2 separate regions of the Homo sapiens genome follow, and region 1 is linked to region 2. Evidence: chromatin loops called from intact Hi-C (ENCODE). Cell type or tissue: heart left ventricle. All regions are shown on one strand. Each heading gives the region's core, and the rest is flanking DNA. Links, peaks and the distances in the headings are about the cores only.

Region 1 (9,446 bases), core at 1,406-9,405, 57 kb before region 2:
CTAGAACAATCTGAAGCCATAGTGAGTCCAGTTTGAGTGTCACTAGAACACACTCATTCAAGGGTTTATCTGAAGTTCCTGCAGCCAACGGCAGAGCTGGCCTTCACTAGGCCAATGCATGGGCCAGCTCAGGGAAGAGCTGAGGCTGAGGAGCCTCAGGAAGAACCCTGCCAGGACCAGAATGTTCCCTTCCGGGGCCATTGAATCTTTTGCTGCTGGTGGGGAAAGATGGCTTATTTTGAATGAAAAGCAGCAAAAGCCTCTGTGGTTTCAGGTCTTACGCACCGAAAGGATACCTGCAGACCGACACCCTTGCCCATTGGCCACTGACTTCATTTGCCTAAGGAAATGCTCCCACTTGGAGTGCATGATACCCTCCTACGGGGAATAGGGAAGCTGCAGAGAAGAAGGTGGAGACAGGAGAGAGAAGATCAGAATGACAGAGGAAGGAAGCACCAGGGGCAGGAAGGGTAGAAGGGGGTGTCTGAGAGGAGGGAAAACAATGCTAGGAAGGACAGGAAAGAGTTCGAGAGGAGGAAGAGAAGAAGAGAGGAAATAAGGGTGAAAAGCTGCAGCCGAAAAGAAGTAGGGGATACACACACCCTGGTTTGCTGAGACTGTAGAGTGCTGACCTTAGAAAACAGCTCGCCCAGGGGGAGCCTCTGGGGAGGTGGGACCACCCCAAGGTACAACTTGTTCCAGCCACCCACCCCACCATTCTCCAATTGTGGATTGTGGTGGTAGGTGCAGGGATCTTATACAATCATTGAAAGTGCCAAGGACACTGCTCAGAGGCCACCAGCACCAGGGCTGGACACTCACTCAGCCTCAGCAGGCTGCTCCCCGTGGCGTCAGGCTGGCAGATGGTGGGAGGAGATTTGGCAGCCTCTCCATTGGGCGTGGCTCCTGAAAGCTTCCCAGGTAAAGTGGGATATTTGTGCTCCGCCAAGAAAGGGCTGTCCTATTGGAAGGTGAGAGAAAGAGAGAGATACCGACTTAACTGTCAGCCTCAGTTAGGAAATCCTTGGATACAGAACAACTCCCTGTTTTGCAAGAGCCATTTTTCACATATGGTGACTTGAACACCCCTCAAAGATTATTTAGCTAGTCCGAGAAAGGGGACCAGAGTTCCAAGGAAGGAAGAAACTTTCCCAAGGCCACACAGTAAGACAGGGACAGAGTCAAGTGCAAATCTGGGGCTGACTGAAACTGACTCTAACAGGAAGTGAAGCTGTCTTGCAAAGCGGCCTTTGCTGTCTGGCCTAGTGCTCAGAGACTCAATGAATTAACAGCCGTGAATTACTCTGTAAGCTCTTTGGATATGAAAATTGGCATTCTAATAAAAGCTGCCTAGTGTTTTATCATACATACATACATATATATGTAAAATAACAATCCTGCAAGAGAGGAAACTGAGCTCAGTCTGGTCTGGGCTCCTCTGTTTCCCCCAGATTTGCTTTCCTGTGGTGAGGAGAGAGGTGCTTCTGCTAATTGGAACCCTTACTCAGACCAGAAAAGGGCAGATCTCTGTGAGGGCCTGACCAACTGCATAAATGATATGGATCTTGCCTGAGAGCGGCTATGGTACAGAAGGGAAATTATAGTTTAAATGTGGAGCAAAAGAAGAAAAAATCCCTATATTGTGATCATGGCTTCTTAAAAAACATCATGTTAAGGCAAGCATGAAGATACACACACACCCTTGGGGGAGCTGACAACAAGAAATGGGCCAGAGGACTACATGCCAACAAAGCTCCTTTGGGAACTTAGGATCATAGTCTGCACGAGGTAGAGCCTCAGTGCAGCCAGCTCCATGCTTGGACCCTGGCCATGGAAAGGTCCCAAAGAAACAAGTTGATTAAATGAGGAAGAAGATAGCACTTATTTGGTAAAGAGGCATACAATGGCCTCTCTTAATCTGCAAACCTGAGAGAAACACAGTGGAATGTGCTGTGAAAGTGAGAATAAAAGAAAAGAGAAATTGAAGCAATGTCACTAAAGGAATCAACTGTGGATCACCTGATTAGATCCTGAAGAAAGTAATATAAAAAACAAAACAGATTTCAAACTGGCAAGTCACAACAGTAATGGAAGGCTGCTGTGACTGAGACATCTTATGAAGTTCCATTTAGCTAAAGGCCAAATATCCAATATATTTCCAATTCAATTTGCTTATAAACATATGTCCTAGAAATTGTTTGAGATTCAGTTCATTCATTGAACATTGACTATTAACTCCCCATAAATAGTTCAGAAAGGAGAGATACAGTGAGAGGAAACTGAATTCTGAAAGAACTGGCTGGTGGAGTAGAAGTAACTAGAACCTTCAGAGAGGAAGGCTATGAGATTTTCAAGTTTGTGATGACCCATGAGGTGAAGATTAGACATGATCAGACATACGGTCAAGACCCACAGTTTCCAAGTGGTAGTTCATGTGCCGGCTGCTCTTCATAATTACCTGGAGCACTTGTAAAACAACATGAATTCCCAGTGCCCAGTCCCTGATTCAGTCCCTCTGGAAGCACACCCCAGATGTCTATATTTTTAACAAGGATCTCAGATTATCTCAGATTATACTAATGCAGTCAGACCCAGGAACCACTGACTGTGAGAAGGTAGTGTTCAAAGATGTTAGAGACCTGAAGGGCATGACTCCAAGCTCCCTATTATATACGACATATGGAGGGGGGAAGAGCTCTCAAAAACGTGTTTCTGGTTGCATCATCACGCATGCTCCCTCAAGGCAGGGCAGAGACAGCCAAGGAAGCAAGTGGGCCACCCGGGGAGCTCCCTGAGGAGCTGAGATGCAAGGAGAACACATACCTAACCCAAGGATGGGGTTTAAAAGGCAGCCCCGACCTGTAAGAAAGACAGCAAAAAGGAATCAAGGACAATGGAAAGGGCTCTCTGAGCTCTGCTCAGGCCAAGAATAAGGGCTGGGAAGAAATGACTCACTGATGTGGAAGGCAGTGCAATGTCAAGACGTGACGCAGAGGAAACAAGGATGCTCAACTCCAGTTCTGTTTCTCCTGTCTCCAAAAAGAACAATCCTCCTGGCTGTAGGGGAACAGAAGCCCCAGCCAAGGGAGTAGTGTAGAACTGATTATCCAGCTGCTTTAAATTACAACAGAGAAGCAGCATGCCAGAGTGGAAAGGGCCTAGGCTTTGAGTCAGACCAACTCAGACAGAGCTGTTTCTCTTCCACCTCTCAGGACCTCTGGTCATTTCTAAATGGAGAATAACAATTCCTACCTCAGGTTTGCCAGGAAATAACATATCCACAGGGCCTAGCACACAGCGGACAGTGGATAAGGAGAAGCACAGGAAATATCACATACCCAGGGCCTAAAGAAATAGCAATCTAGAAGAGGAGTCCTTAGACCACGGCAGGCACTGGTCAGACTACATCTAGAATATCACACTCCAAGTCTGGTCCAGGGCAGAACTTGAAGAATACATTGAGAAACTAGCGCTGAGCCTAAGAAGACTAAGTAGCAGCTTAAAAGGCTTGTGATCCATGCACATGAGAAGGTGATGTTCAGCCCAGAGAACAGAGCACTCAGAGAGGGCATGAGGGACTTAAATTCCAGAGCTGTCAGGAGTAGGGGAGATTGACTTTTTCCATGGGCTAGATGTGGAGGGAGAGGATCAGCAGATGCACATTTTAGAGAAGCTCACACAGCTGCAAAAGAATACAAAGGATGTCTTCCAATGAAATGAGCTCTCAGTCACAGAAAGCAAGAGCCAGTTTAAGCAAGGGCCAGACACTACAGTTAGGGATGCTGCAGAAAGATGACTGTGGAGCGGTTCTGCACCTGTGTAGCTATTCTGGGGAGGACGGTGGTGTATGTGGGTGAGAGGGGAGGGTGGTCATGTTGAATAACTGAGGTTGTATAAGATTGTGATTATGGCCAAAACCATGTAAGAATTAATCTTTTAATCTGGAGCATTTTTTTCTTTATAAATAGTTCTACGTTACTTATATTTCTTGGTAATCAAATTGGCGTCTTAAACCTTGAGCCTGTGAGCTGGGTGTGTTTCCAAAGGAGCAGGTGGTCACTTACAGGTGTGCTTTAGAAACACCTGCGAATGACCTCTGTGACGCTGAGGTGGGAGGGGGGACTGCTGAGCGATTTAACAGCTGACGCCATAGGAAGCCTTTCAGTTCACAAAGGGACCACACCAACCCCAGGCTCAAGGGACTGTGTTGCAGAGCACCTGGGCAGGGGAGCAGGCAGAAGACTTTTGCTATACAGTTCAGATGGCCCAAGGAATGGCTGCCCACTTGAAGAACCAACTGCTACAAATATGGAAGAGTAGAGAAGCCCCTTATATAGATGCAGACGTGCAGAAAAGATCTTTCTCTTACGCAGATGTGGAGGAGCAGAGATGCCCCATTTTACCGTGAAAATATAAAATGACCCTCTCAGGCAGAAGTCAGCAAGCAATGAGAAGCTCCATGTTTCATATGGACATGGAGGCAGGGGACAGAGAAGGGAAATGCCATCAGCCTCACAATACATTTTCCATATAATGTTATAAATGGTGGTTGGGTGTGGCTGAAATCATGCTAATTATATGAATCTTCATTTCTTTATGGGCTCAACATTTTGTGCACTGGCCTAAAAACTTAATCCTCTTCCACAACAGGCTTCCCTGGAGAAGATCAGTCCTAATGGAATTTTTATAACATAACTTGTTCATCAAAGCGGGACTGAGTGTACACTTGTGTTTTTTTAACCATGACATATCAGCACAGAAAGGATGAGAGCTGTCACGTTCTTCAGTGTGCTGAGATCGTAGCAATCCCCTTCCCAGTGATTAAATCTAGATTACTTTGTTAAAGATTAATTTCTCTGAGCCTATAAAATGGAGGTGATAATAATAAATCCTGTCCCACAGATAATGATAGCAAAAGCATATTAAATAGCTGAGTGCACATAAAAATAAAATGGGAGAGAAAAGTTGCGTCTTTCCTCTTGCCCTCTTACTCCTTACAGTTGGCACATTTTAAGGTTATGAAAACTATGACTTGCTAAATTAAAATACTAGCAAACAGTGTAACCACAAATAGACGACGGGGCACGAAGTCAATGTACCTTGGGTTCTAACACCGGGAAGGGCTGGTTCCCATCCATACACTATGGAGTAACATGAGGATTTCGTTTATGTGGAGAAAAAGAGACTTGTGTTATTCACAAACAGCAACAACTCAGGACTACCTGTTTGCTTAAATCTGAAAGGCGCATCCCCTCCCTCCACATCTTCATGTCAAGTAATCACCATCCAGGGCAGGAAAGATCCCTGTCCAACTCCATGGACAGATGTCCTGGGCAGCTGCCAGCAACATGACCATGGCAACCGAGAGACACGTGACCATGGGAGCAGAGCCACTGAATGATCCCAGGGCTCCTGCAGACTTCAGCCTTTATGGTTCTCCACTGTATCAACAAGGAGGCTGATGAACATTATTGGAGACCAAGGGATGGTATGCAGCACAGGCTCACTGAAGGGTCTCTATCAGGGCAGGCTCCCTTGGTCTCTAATGACCAAGCTCAAGAGCCTGCTACTGTCCCCTGCAGCATGAGGTCCACCCACATGATCAAGGGCTACTCCTATATAAGGAGCCACAAGACCCTCCTCCATCTTTCCAGACTCTTACAACAGCTCACTCTCCAACATCCTGACGATCCCACATCTTTCCTTGGGATCATCTCCTTTATTCACATTAATTCATCATTAAAAAAATCTATACGATGTCCCCAAGTGCCCCAGGGATATAGGACTAGTAGTCAAGATCTTCCCTGGCTTGATCTGTCTCATGGCTCTGACCTTACCTCCTCCTACTCTCCACCATCTTCCAAAACCTGCTATTGCTCAGCAGACTCTAACCAAGCTTTGCTGATCTCAACATCTTCTCTCATCAACTCCAGGCAACATTTCCTGAATTGTCCTTCCTCTAAGATGCTTTGGGCCACACCCAGTTAATTTTCTCAAAATGTTCATGTAATTCCTGCTTCCTCTACAACTTTATAAAATCCTCTACAAGGTAGGGACCAGGACCTGCCTGTATATCCCAGTACTATGCTAGGCCCAAAAAAGTAACTCAGTCATCTTTAAGGATAGGTTGATGAGCCGACCTTATCCACAGATTCACTTCTCAAGTCTTCTAGACTACAAGAGAGCTTTTTCTGAGCCCTGAAAAAAACACAAAAGAAAGAAATAGTTATGAGAAGGAGGTACATGTTATCACTCATGCAGAGGACATTTCAAATGCTTAACCGATGGTCTTGGGCTTAGGTTCAAAGTCAAGAAAAAAAAATACCCTCTCATAATAGCCTTTACATACAAAATGAGACTGGCCCACCTTGGGGGACAGACTGGTCCAATAATGTGTTAGTAAGGGCATGACAGGGTCACTTAAATCCAAATGAAATGTTCTTGGCATTGCACAAAAAGCCAGAATACACTCAATTCTGCTGCACTGAGGTGACAATTGTGCGGTCATAAAAGGCCAAGGTCTACAGTGTCAAAAGAGGGGAAAGGTGCTGATGCTGGGCTTGTCTGAGTCTAAGAGTAATCCAGGGAGGAGGGACCTGGGCCTCCTTAGAGTAGAGATGAACACATTAACCAGCCATGGCTCCAGAACATCACTTGCTAGGACCCTGCCACACTCTGCTCTGGATCTGCATGCCCATCTAGTCTGCTCAGACTCATCTGGCTCTCTCAGGGTCTATTTTGCAGAGAAAGGCACCAAATGTGTCAAGAGGCAATGCCACCAGTGGTCACAAGGGTAACCTGTGCCAAGTCTCCTTGGCAGTCATATTTCTCAGATTATACGAGTAAGTCATCATTTTAAAAAATATTAGTCTCTTGTAAATCTGGTCAGTCCGAGTTCCTTGGTGTTGACCTTTCCCTCAGTGAACTCATAAACCACAATTCTTATTCTCCAAAACTAAGGACTGCCTGATCAACTTCTCTAACATTACCATTTTCCTCTGGGCTAAAGGCTCAAGGGAACAACTGCTTTCTGGAAAGTGGACTCAGAGTGCAGGCTCTGGAGACTCAGCACCATTCTGGGGAGTTTCTGTGATGCTTGTGGTCATCTGCCCCAACACCTTAGCTGAAAGGCAGCCTGGTAGTGGTTGCCAGTACCTTGGTAGTGAAGCCTCCATGTCTCCCTTACATGGGGCTCAATTTCAAAATGTGTGCTGAAGTACGGACATAGGGAACTAGATTTAGGTTTATTTTAGAGGGAACAAGACAGATGGCAGTCAAATGACCTCAGAGGCGAGCCCATTATTAGTTCATTGTTGTGAAGCATCCTTAAAGCAATTAGACCAATTGCTATGAGAAGACATGGCCTTCCCTAGAAAGCTTCGACTGTCAAAGGGCTAAATTCACTCTAAGAGCAGGAGGCAGAGGCTGACAAAAGGAACACACATCACGGGATGCTCTCAGCTCTGAGGAGCTGCTATAAGACACAGATGAGTTGCAGCCACCTCTCCTCTGAGGCTCTAATCCTTGGCCAGATCCTTTCTCAGTGACAATGATCCACACCCTCAGCCTGAAGGATGAGAAGCCCTTCTGTGGCCAAAAGAGGTAGGCCTGGTTTGTAACTGCCCTAACAACAGAGGGGCAGGTGCACCTAGGACTCAGTGGCCATGCTCACCATTCACGGTCATCACCATCTACTTCGGCAGCCCCAAGGCAAGCCTGAGAGCACAGTGGCTGTGGGGAAATGCCCAGGCCTCTTACCTGGTTTCCAGTGATTTCTGTGGCAATGGAGGTGGCCCCACTGTAGGAGAGCTACATCTTGGAGGCATCTGCACCAGAGACAGAAGAGTCACGGTAGAGGACAGTCTGTTTGGGGACCACCCACCATCTTTCCCCCTGCTTCACATGATTCCTTTTAGGGAGACATTTCCTCCCTGGGTGCAGCCATGGTGGATACATCATTATAGATGCCTTGCTCTTTCAAGATGCAAGGGGGTGTGGTAGGCTTATCAGTCCATCTGGGCCAGCTTGCCTCTCCTTCCTGGACCCTAGAGCTTAGATCATGTTCATATCCCAGTAGTACAGTCCTGAGACCTGGGTTCTTGGGCTTTTTCTGCTCCTTCCCTTTCTGATCTTGGTTCTTCAGCTTTTCCTTTCATTCAGCGAGCCACTGCAGACTCTTTTAAAAACATTCTTTTTGGCTTAGGTTAGCCAGAGCCAAATTTTGTTGCTTTCAATGAGAAAATCCCATTTGATATGGTCACCCGACAAACATCAGCAACATCTACTCCCTGCCAGGCCCTGTGCCAGGTCTGGAGCAAGCACTCCCCACATCTGGGAGACAGACAAGTACACTAGGATAACAGAATAATGTGCAATGCTCTTATGGCTCCAACACCTGTAACACAATATGGGAACAGTGGGAGAGAGGGGCTCCCTCTCACCAGAGGGAAGGCTGAGAAAGCTTTAGAGAGGAGAAAAGCTGAGCTGAATTTTGAGAAATGAGAACTGGTTAAGGCAAGAAAGGAAAGAACATTACAGGGGGAAAGACCATGAGCTAATGATGGTATGAAATAATACAGTCCCGTGTCTTCAGTATTGTACCTACCACAACACTGTGCCTTCAGCAGTGCACCTAGCATCACAGGCGGAGCCACCTTGAGCTAATGGAGGTTATGAAAGAAGACAGTCCCATGTCTCCAGTACTGCCTCTTTTCTCTAGATCCTAGCATCCTCTTGGTCTACTATAACAACAACGCTGGCATTATAGTATAGTTTTAAATACCTGGGCATTGTGGTCAGACCTGGGTTCAAGTCCATATTCTGCCAGATACAATGTTCATCACAGTGACCACGTGGAGGTATCCAGTAAGACTTGGTAAGACTTGGACACCGCTATTCTGTAATTGCCAGCAATCTGGGGTGCTTGTTCTGAGTCAATAACTGGCTCACTGGATGATGCTTTTGCTCCTTAATTAAAAAGGTTGAACTGAAGCACTAAGATTCTTTTCAATTTGATAGTGTGACGTTTTCAGGAATCTTTTGGACCCTAGGCTGAAGCCCCTCCTTCACCTGAGGTCTTGTTTATTTGTTTATTTGTATCTAGCTTAAGTCTAGAGAGATTCATACAATAGGACCAGATTTTAAACAAACGAAATAGATGAGAAGGAAAATCTGTGTCCTGGCTATAGGGGCTGAAGGGCGTATCTGTCAAGCAGGAATGCGGCATTTCAGAGGTTGCAGTTAATTCCTCTAAATGAGCAAGACATGTTCGTTCATTCAACAAATATTTGTTGAATTCTACTGGGTATCGGGCATTACTGCAGACCTTGGAGAAAGGGTGGTAGATAAATCAAACATCACCTTTGGTCTATGCTTACATTCCAGAGAAAAAAAAGATAAAAATAAACTAGGAGCCTGATTAAAAAGGAGAACTCCTATCCTTGAAA
Region 2 (9,446 bases), core at 845-8,844:
TGCTATGGAGGAAGGGACAGAGAAAAGCAGGGATGAGTCAAAGGATCCCTAAGTGCTGCTGCCAGTCCACAAAACCAACAATGGCTGTGCTGCTCTGTAGTGCCCACAAGTTGTTCAGCAAATGACCCTGGTGTGATGCCAGTTTGTTAAATCCCACTGGGTAAAAGAGGCCTCTCTTCAAGGAGCTGGCAGGAGTTACAGGTGCTGGATGTCAGAGATGGCAGAATTCTAGCTTCTAAATTATACCAGGAAACATAATGTACAGGCATCTCGGGTGTGTTGGCCAGAAATAGGAGGTATCATAGGAAATTGAGGAAGCTAGTGCCCTTGGGTGACCATATCCACTGTTGCCTTTCCCATAGGATTGAAAAACCTCTCTTTTCAGAATCAAGGTTGGGTACCTGGCTCCCGAGTAACCAGAGGTTGTCAGTTCTGATCGATGTCATCCTCCCCATAACTCTAACACTTATAAAGTGCTTCCTAAGCACTTAACATACATTGAATTGGCTGGGCACGGTGGCTCACGCCTGTAATCCCAGCACTTTGGGAGGCTGAGGCGGGCGCATCATCTGAGATCAGGAGTTCGAGACCAGACTGGCTAACATGGCAAAACCCCATCTCTACTAAAAATACAAAAAATTAGCTGGGCATGGCGGTGTATGCCTGTAATCCCAGCTACTCGGGAGGCTGAGGCAGGAGAATCGCTTGAAGCTAGGAGAAGGAGGTTGAAGTGAGCCAAGATTGTGCCACTGCACTCCAGCCTGGGTGACAGACCTAGACTCTGTCTCAAAAAAAAAAAAATCTATCTATCTATCTATCTATAGAATTGTTTATCCATATATATAATCAAGGAAATTGAATTCTAGGAAGGTTAAATAAATTGCCCAAGTCTACACAGAGGTGAGATATGAGCCCAAGGAATCTAGATCCAGGATCCATGCTCTTAACTAGTAGGAACAGCCTTCACAGAAGCTGCTGCCTATTTCTGTAACTTTCACTGCAGTCCAACATGAATGCAAGGCAAGTCAGTGTCTGGAGTGAGGAGACCTCCGTGTCTGCCTTTGCAGCTCTTCTGGCCCAAGTGGCCAGGCTACTAGATCAACCATTTGAGCACCAGATGACACAGAATAAAGTCTCACATTAGCAGCTTGAGTTAATTCCACTTTTTACTGCAGAACCTGAGCCAACTGCATGGGGGACCTGTAGTGATTCCATTTTCTTTGTGACCTACAGTTGGAATTTGCTTAAGCACTGAGAGTGCTGGAAGCCAGGAAGCAGTGTGAAGATGCTGACAGTCTGGGATTTCTGTTCCTGGGAAAATGAACTCTTGCCGAAAGAGCAGTGGGTGGGTCCCACAGACCCTGCTCGGAGCTATTTTTAGAGGTGTGTTCATGGTTGTGTGGGTTGGATCCACTGGACTCAATGTAGAACAGGTGTGAGCTGTTTGTGACTGAGTCCCTCTGGATACTTGTGGCAAGAGACTACCTTATCCCTAGGCTTTGTCTGTTAGGAGAATGAACTAGAGCATCAGCCCTGATCAGCCTTCACTCAGCAACCACAGCCAAGCTGGCCAGATCCAGCAGCCAATGAGGCCTCTGGTCACCTATGGTGGCCCAGGTTGCAGCTGCCTTTTCTAGGTCTTCAATATGCTTGGTTTGAGACCTTGATCTGGAGTATGGGAAGGGTCATAAAGCTGAAGCACTGAATGGCCTGAGAGGCAATTCTAGGAGAGAACCTGGTTCCATCTGTTCCTCTTTCAACTTCTCCCTTCCTGATAATCACCAATAGCAGTTAATAGCAAGCATGTTATTGAGTATTTCCTACATGCATGATACTGCACTAATCGTACTATCTTACTGAGTCCTCATAAAGCCTGTATGTGGTAGGTACTATTATCTCCCTTATTTTATAGTTAAAGAAATCCAGACTTTTGAGATAATTTACCTTGGATCACACAGCTGGTAAACGTGGCAATGCCAGGATTCTAATTCAGGCCTCACTCCAGACTCCATGTTCTTAACTGTAATATTAATAGTATATACTATCCCATCCCACACAGGCCCTGGAGCAAGATTTCTTTTCTGAGCAAATATTTCCCCTCCAGCTCCATGCCTCTCTGAACATAAGTATCTCCCCTTTGCCCTGAGACACCACCACCTTGGACTGCTCAAAGGGCAAGGGCTCCTGCTCTGGCACCAGGAACCTCTTCTTCCAGAATCTATGCCCTCTGTAAAGGAGAATGAAGACGATAGTGTTTCTACCTTCAAAAGCATGAGTTCAGAGAAACCAGCTCTCCACACCACCTCAGCTGAAGCACAGGAGAAAGGGTGGGTGAGCCATGCAGATGGGAAGTGCTGCAGACCTGGGCTACAGGAGGTGGGGAGGGAGGGCCAGCAGAGGTTTCCTGGGAAAAGACAGCCTGGATGGAGTCAGTTGAAGTGGATGAGAGTTAGAGAGGAGGTGGTCATCTGTGGTAAAAGCTCAGAAAAGGGAAGAAATACACTTGGGAGCTCATCAGGGTAGATATAAAAGATAAAACTAAAAAGGTAAGTTGAGGTTGGGCTGCTAATGGTCTCAAAGGCCAAGCAAGCCGAAGGGCCTGATTTTTCTTCCAGATTAAGGGTGAGTCCAGGGGGGCTCATCACTGGGGTCACAGGACGAAAGGGAATTTGTTTTTTTTGTTTTTTTTTTTAAGAAGATTTTAAAAATCTGGCAGTAGTGTTTAGGGTAGAGAATAGTGAAAATACTCTTATCACACTGCCAATGACATGTCTACACTTTGAGTTTTGCTTTTGTAAAATGCTCTTTAAAATTCTAAAAGTAGAAGAAAAATATCTGTTTTGCTATGAGTCATCCTGGGGGTTTCTAAAGTCTCCTTGCTTAAAGTTTCCCTAAGCAAACTTCCAACTGTCCACAGGAGCCAGCATACCCTGGGTCTTGGGACAAGAAGGGCCTTCTTACATTGCATCACATGCAAAATTAGTTCCTCCACACACATAACTTCTCCTGTAGCAGGCAGAGTTACAGTATCTGCCCCAGGGGCTGGGACAAGGCTCTGACAATCCCAGGCACATGTTGGCTGAAAGGATTTCTTGATTAAAAGCTTCATTTGGGATACAGGGAAAGAAGGACCAAGTGATGGTCAGTGCATTTCTTACATATTTCCTTTCAGTATCTCCCCAGTGGGGCTTAAAAAAAAAACCTAAGATGATGCAAACCTTTGCCAAAACGTCTGGTCATCTCAGCATGCTTTCTGGTGACTGTGATGCCCTAGGGGCTGGGCACAGACAGGATTTCTGCTGGGTTCTAAAGCAATAATTTTATACATATTTGGCAGAGAAAATGAATAAAGAGAACTAGACTGGGAGATAGAGAACAGGGTTCAAGACCAGGCTGCACCACTAATAGCTATGACACTAATACCATGAGGTTCTTAGCCCCTCTTGGGCTTTGTTAAATGAGGGGTTTGTACTATCCCATCCCTCCAAGCCCTCCAGCCCTATAATTGTGTTCAGTTGCCTCACTTTTCCCAACATAGCTTACCATATACCACATCACAGCTAGAGTAATTTTCTTAAAATACAAACTAGACCCCCCCCAATGTATCCCATGTCACTTCCCTGCTACAAGTCCCCCAGCACACAAACCAGGTTGCCCAAAAGCCTTACCGTGGCCTTCACTGTCCTGCGTGATCCCAGCCTCTGCCCGCCTCTGTCTGCCATCACTGTGCTCAGCCACATGGGCTCTCTCTCAATCTGGACAATCAGCAGACTCCATCTTGCTTTAGGACCTTTGTATATACATCATCCCCTATGCCCCATTTGCCTGGAATGTTCTTCACCCCATTCTTCACCTGACTCATTCTTACTGCTCTTTCAGTTTTCAGCGAAGTATAATTTCCTCAAACTCCCTGACCGCCCCAACCCCCTTCTCCATCAAAACAGCAGTCCCGTGTCTTCTGTTCTTCCTCCAGGCACACTTATTGTTTGTAATCTGAGGTTTATTTCCTGGGACTGTTTCACCTACATCTCCAGTATTAGGTAGAAGATCCACAAGAGGCTGGTTCTATTTTGCTCACTACTATACACCCAGTACCCAAACTCAGTACAGATTTGCTGAATGAGTGCTGCTGCACTCACACAAAAGCCAGCCAGCTCAGTGTCCGGGAGTCGGGGTCCGGGCATCTGCATGCCCCTTCCAAGCTGGACACTTCCTGGTTCTTCTGTCCTTCTGCAGTTACAATGTCAAATCTCTAACCTGTCAGCTGCTTTTGCCCTTCCTGCCTCTGAAAAACACTCAGCCTAAAATCCCTTCGTGTGAAAATAAATTCATACCTATCTTAGCCAATTTAAAGGCAGCCACAAAAGAGGAAACAGCCTGAATTCTAGGAGTATGATGCTACTCCAGCCCCCAACGTCCGTTCATTCCTTGCTCATACCACACACTCAGGTTTATCCTCTAAAGAAAGGGCATGAACAACTTGCAACATAAACCCTCAGCTTCAGAGCATTCAAAGAGAACTCCCTGAAAGCTTTCCTCCGGAAATGCAGAAGCTCATTCTGCTGACAGCAGATGTGTGCTCCACCGGATAACATCAGAGTGAGAACGAGTTAAACAACTTCCGAATCCAATGCATTTAAAAAGGCAGCAGCTTCCTCCCTGTGTCCTCAAACTGAAAAGCGGTGGGCACATTCTTCTGGTCACGGTGTTTGGAGCCTCTGACTGTTTAGGTGCCAAAGTTAAAATAACCAACTTTCCTCACTCCATTCTTGCCTTTCTGTACAGAGGCTCATTCACTAGAATGTCAGTGGAGAAACAAAGACAGCTGACTGTTTTCTCCCTGGTGTCTATAATTAGATTCTCATGAAGAACTTGGCCACAGCAGGGCTTTGCTGGACAATACCTCCCCCTACCACACACAGGCACACACACCCCAAAACACCCCAAAGCGTCTCCCCCTCACTTATCTCCACGGAGACCCAGACAAAGCAGCCAGTCACTTACCCTCTTCAGCCACGAGAAATGCTTGTAAACATCAATGTCCCCATCCATGCTGGGCACCCATGTCAGCAGTTAGATGCCTTGGTGGAAAAAGCCCTTTTCCTGGCTGGAGACCAGTTCTCTCCTCTTCCTTGCCTCTGCCCCCTCCCCCCTCAAGAACTCCAAGCTGTGTTCAAATTTCCCCACTTCCCTGGCCTGCGTCCTTCAGCCTCTCCCTAGACAGTTTCAGACACACAGCGACACAGAGCAGACCGTGCTGCTTCAGTGTCCTCCCCGACCACCCCAACAAACACACACACACACACACACACACACACACACGCACATACATGCACGCACACGCACCAGGACTGGGATTCAGAGCCCTGCGGAGAAATCAAATGTCACACAAAGGTAGAGAAAAAAGAAAGAAGACTTGGACAGAAGTTGTAAACATGACACACACGCACACACACACGGGACCATTCTCAGTGATAATACCGGAGCCTGCCAGAGGGAAACAGTCCTGAAGAAAATTCCTTGTCTGGCTTCCCCCTTCTGGAGTGGCTGGAACTCATTACTGAGAGCCCCGATTTCCTGTCTCTGCTTCACTCTGCATTTACCCAGGGCTCCCAGCTGCTCTCAGTTTATTTGGGACTGGGGAGAAGACTAAAAATAAGTGCTGCTCTTGGAGGAGCTCACTGGTTCCCACACACAGCCTGACCCCCGCCCTGAAGCCCACGCCCACCCATTTTCCAGGCGAGTGACGGGCTGTGCCCTGAGGAAAGCCTGTTGTTTCCAAAAAAAAGCAGCTCCAGTCTGGGTTCTTGGTCCTGCTGTGCGACGGGCCCAGCACAGAGCGTTTGCTGTCCTTGGCACTGGTGGTACCATCCATTAGAGACCAACTGCCGCAAACTCAGGGGAGTCTGGCCCTGGACTGTTGGCCACCAGCCAGGGCACCCTGGGGGCCACATTCTGAACAGGGGCCAGGGCTGGAGGGTCCTGCCTCTCTGGCTGTCCCCCACTCTGGGCTACCTGCTTTACAAACCAAGGAGGTGGAAAGGTTGAGGCTGCTTCACGTGCATTTCCATGAGACTCAGGGAGCAGTGCTGGGTAGACAGGGGCCTTGGAAAGGCTGGCGGAGACCTGGAGCTGCAGCTGTTTTCCTCCTTTCAGGGCAGGTCACATGCAGGCTCTCCAGGTGGCCCCTCCAGCACTCCCTAGATGCCACCCCCCACCTCCTCCTATTCCCATCTCCTTTGAGAGCTCCCCACTAAAAACAGCTTTTCTCCCTTCCCCAGCCCTTAATGTGTGGCCTTTGGCTATGGCTGATTATCAAAGTGACCTTTGATGTGGGTGCGGTGGGAACTGTGGTTACACGGTGGGAACTGTGGTTACACGCAAGGCCCCGAGCTCTGCTGTGGCAAAGGACTTGCAGATGCACAGCTTGTGACTGCCTGGGCCTTCCCAGTTCCCTTGGGGGTCACCTCCGGGGTTTCCTGGAACTCCCAGTCTGAAGAGCAGTCCTTCATGCCCCTCATGCCGCATGCCCCTCAGCATGGCTTCAATGTCCACCAGGGCCAGAAGCAGGGCCCAAAAGGGGAGAAACAATGCCTGGCAGCACAGTCCCCGGCAGGCTGGGCCAGCCCACAGAGATCACAGAGGCGGCAAGGAGGAGAGCTCTAGCCAGCAGCTGGCATAAGGGGAGGAGTAAATTCCTGGAGACACACCCAGACAGAGGCCAGAAAGGAAAAGCAGGCTTTGCTGCCCATGCGCTGAGCTCTAGCCCCTTGCTCCTCACCTCTGGCCCTGCTCCACAGCACAGTGTGACCCACCCAGCCCAGGTTCCCTGCCCGTGCTATGGCAGGATGTTGCCAAGGAAGAACATCTCTAAAGGTACAGGGGTCAGTAGGTTGGTTTTTCTCTGTCTAAAAGCCTGAACAAGTCAAATGAAGAAATTCATCCAGTCAATACACATTTTCCCCGCATCCAAGGCAAATGAAAAACTTCATGCCCTGGGTTAAGAATTATCATATGGTATGCAATAAAGGTATATCTGGGACTCCAAGGAAGAGGAGGTAGACAAGCTGATTTGGGAGCTGGACAGGGAGAGGTGGCGCAAGGTTCCAGCCTCTACAGGATGGTGGAAAATTCTCCCCTCTCCTGGGAGGAGTGCAGTGCTCTTCCTTAGGTTCTGGTACAAGAGAGGAGAAAAGAGAAAAGAGAAAGGTGGCCAATGTGGCTGCTCTCATCAGCCTTGCTCACTCCCAGCTTACATAGAGCTGTGGCTCAGGTGTCCCTCTTCTATCCCTTCCTGAGCACCTAAATTCCCCTCTCTACTTCATCACTGACCTTGTCACACTGGACCACTCCTATTGCACCAGACTGTCAGAAGTGTGTCTGATTTCCAACTCACTTCTCCTACTTCCATGCCTACAATTCTTAGCACACAGTACGAATTTAAACATTTTTTGGATGAAAGAATAAGGCTCAAATGATAAGACTGGTAAAGTAAGACTAAAATTCTATGTGAAGGAAAGAGACTTGAAGGTCCGTTTCTCCAGGGTAAAGATGTTCGACACAAAAAGGAAAAGACGGGGCCCATTTCCTCTGTTAGCTCAACTCAATGTGTGATGAACAAAGGTGGGGGGTGCAGGGTAGGGGAGAGAAAGGGACAGAAAAGGGAGGAAGGGAGGGAAGAATCCAGATAAACTGCAGCTAAATTCTTGACATTTTTATGGCATTCTCAAGTAGCAAGTCTTATCTCAGCCTTGTTTTTCCTTAAACACCAAGTACATTTTACTTACGTTGTAATTCAACTCAAAAATCACAAATTAACACCCCAAAAGACCTAGGAGCAGGTTGGCAGGAGGGAAAGGGGAAGGGCTGAGTGAAATGGGATGGATTCAGAAGCTAAGGCACCTCCTCGCTCACTCACCCCACCCCCAGGGGCAGCTGGGTCCCTGTCGTGGCTCCCTCATCACACTGGCCTGGCAAGGCAAACCCATGGCTGCACCACTGCCCTAGAAGTCCATCCTGTCCAGGGCACCTCACTTGATTTACAGATGGGATTCCAGGGATCAGATGAGCCCCTAAATATGTTCGTCAAATATATAGAAAGTACTACTATTTGTATTCATAAATCTTTATCTGAAAAAGAGTTGTCAGATTATCAGAACAGTCCATGACTCCCAAAAGGCTAGAAGCCCAGCTTTTAATTGGCCGAGGTAGTTACTCCCAAAGGTCTAGGCTCCCCTTGTTATTGGGAGCTCGGGGGCCTGGGCTTGCTGCTCCCATTATACTGCTCCTGTGAGGTGGTGTCTCAGACTCACTGGACCCCTCTCTGAAGACAGAAGTCCTCAGGAAGCACAAAGGGTACACAAATACGGGTCACTACAGTGACCTAACAGTCCCGAAGGCCTTCCTGGAAGTACTTTGCTCATCTACAAACAGATTCATTACTGCCTGCAACATGCAGCAGCCAGCTGTGGGAAAAGGGCAGGAGACTGTGAGGCTGAGCATTCTGGGAGTAAAAACACAGCTAAGAGGCCAGGGTGGTCAGGTTTGCCGGGGAAAGTCACTGTAGCTTGCTCCACCCCTGTCCTAGGGTCTAGAAGAGAACCCCAGGATTGCCACCTACCTGGCTGGAATTCCAAGTACTTGAGGGAATGGCTGAAAAAGGAGCTGAGGCCCCCTGAGGTGTTACTCCTGCTGCCTACCAGAAATCAGCAGCATCTTATCAGGCAGAACTGTAAACTGAGAGGAATCTCATGGTCACGTGCTGTTCCACTGACCTATCACCTACAGGCATCCTGGGCTCCGCTCAGCCCTGAGCCTTCACCTCTGGGCCATAGGTGGCAGCTGCCAGGACACTCCCTCATAAATCCTCATAAGTCAGATGTAAACTTGTGTCCTTCAACAGACATGGTGCACAGTGGGCCCGCTGAGAAGGGGAGGCGGGGGAAGGGAGTGAAGAGTGCTGTGGAGGAAGTCCTGGCCACTGCAGCTCAAGCCTCCACAGAACACATGCATGGAGAATGCACCTCCAAAATAGATCAGTACAAAGGTCGGCAGACTTTTCCTGTAAAGCGCCAGATGGCAAATATTTGGGTTTGGTGGGCCATGTAGTCTATCTCATACTCAACTCTCCTATTTGCAGTGCAAAAGCAGCCACAGCCAATACCTAAACCAGTGTGTGGCTGTGTACTAGTAAAACTTTATTTATGGACACCAAAATGTGAATTTTATATTATTTTCCCATCTCAAAACATTCTTGTGATTTTTCTTCAGTCTTGAAAAATGTAAAAATCATTCTTAGCTGATGAGTGTAAGAAATATGCAGTGGGCTAACTGTGGGCCATGGTTTGCTAATCCCTGGGTTAGGACAGTGCTTCCCCATCCAGAATGAACTGCCTGGACCTGAGGGGGTTCTAGTAAAAATGCAGATTCTGGTTCAGTAGATTGGG

Evidence for each region. A loop is a pair of places that touch in the nucleus more often than their neighbours do. Peaks named below come from ENCODE experiments on the same cell type or tissue, not always from the same donor. Only the 100,000 strongest peaks of a DNase experiment are listed, where the experiment ranks them.
Region 1: it touches region 2 in a loop (3-fold over the local background); 9 of 110 quality-filtered maps call a loop at or near these places.

The regions. Positions count from the first base shown.
Region 1 is chr11:7,631,247-7,640,692 of GRCh38, reverse strand. PPFIBP2 (PPFIB scaffold protein 2) reads right to left here. Exons shown (of 24, transcript NM_003621.5): 12 at 7,759-7,826; 13 at 6,141-6,198; 14 at 5,100-5,141; 15 at 823-961. Among named protein-coding and RNA genes, the nearest start is that of CYB5R2, 38 kb to the left of the region's middle. RefSeq lists enhancers at 1,160-1,289, 8,753-9,446. In heart left ventricle, for the core only: no CTCF peak of the experiment used is centred there; a DNase peak (open chromatin) is centred at 5,352; H3K27ac peaks cover 1,832 bases.
Region 2 is chr11:7,573,197-7,582,642 of GRCh38, reverse strand. All of the region lies in intron 3 of PPFIBP2 (PPFIB scaffold protein 2), which reads right to left. It overlaps LOC105376535 (a long non-coding RNA gene), which reads left to right. Exons shown (of 4, transcript XR_007062579.1): 3 at 1,234-1,383. Among named protein-coding and RNA genes, the nearest start is that of PPFIBP2, 64 kb to the right of the region's middle. RefSeq lists enhancers at 4,321-4,400, 7,124-7,947, 7,948-8,772 and a silencer at 4,471-4,705. In heart left ventricle, for the core only: no CTCF peak of the experiment used is centred there; a DNase peak (open chromatin) is centred at 5,732; H3K4me3 peaks cover 3,994 bases; H3K27ac peaks cover 4,869 bases.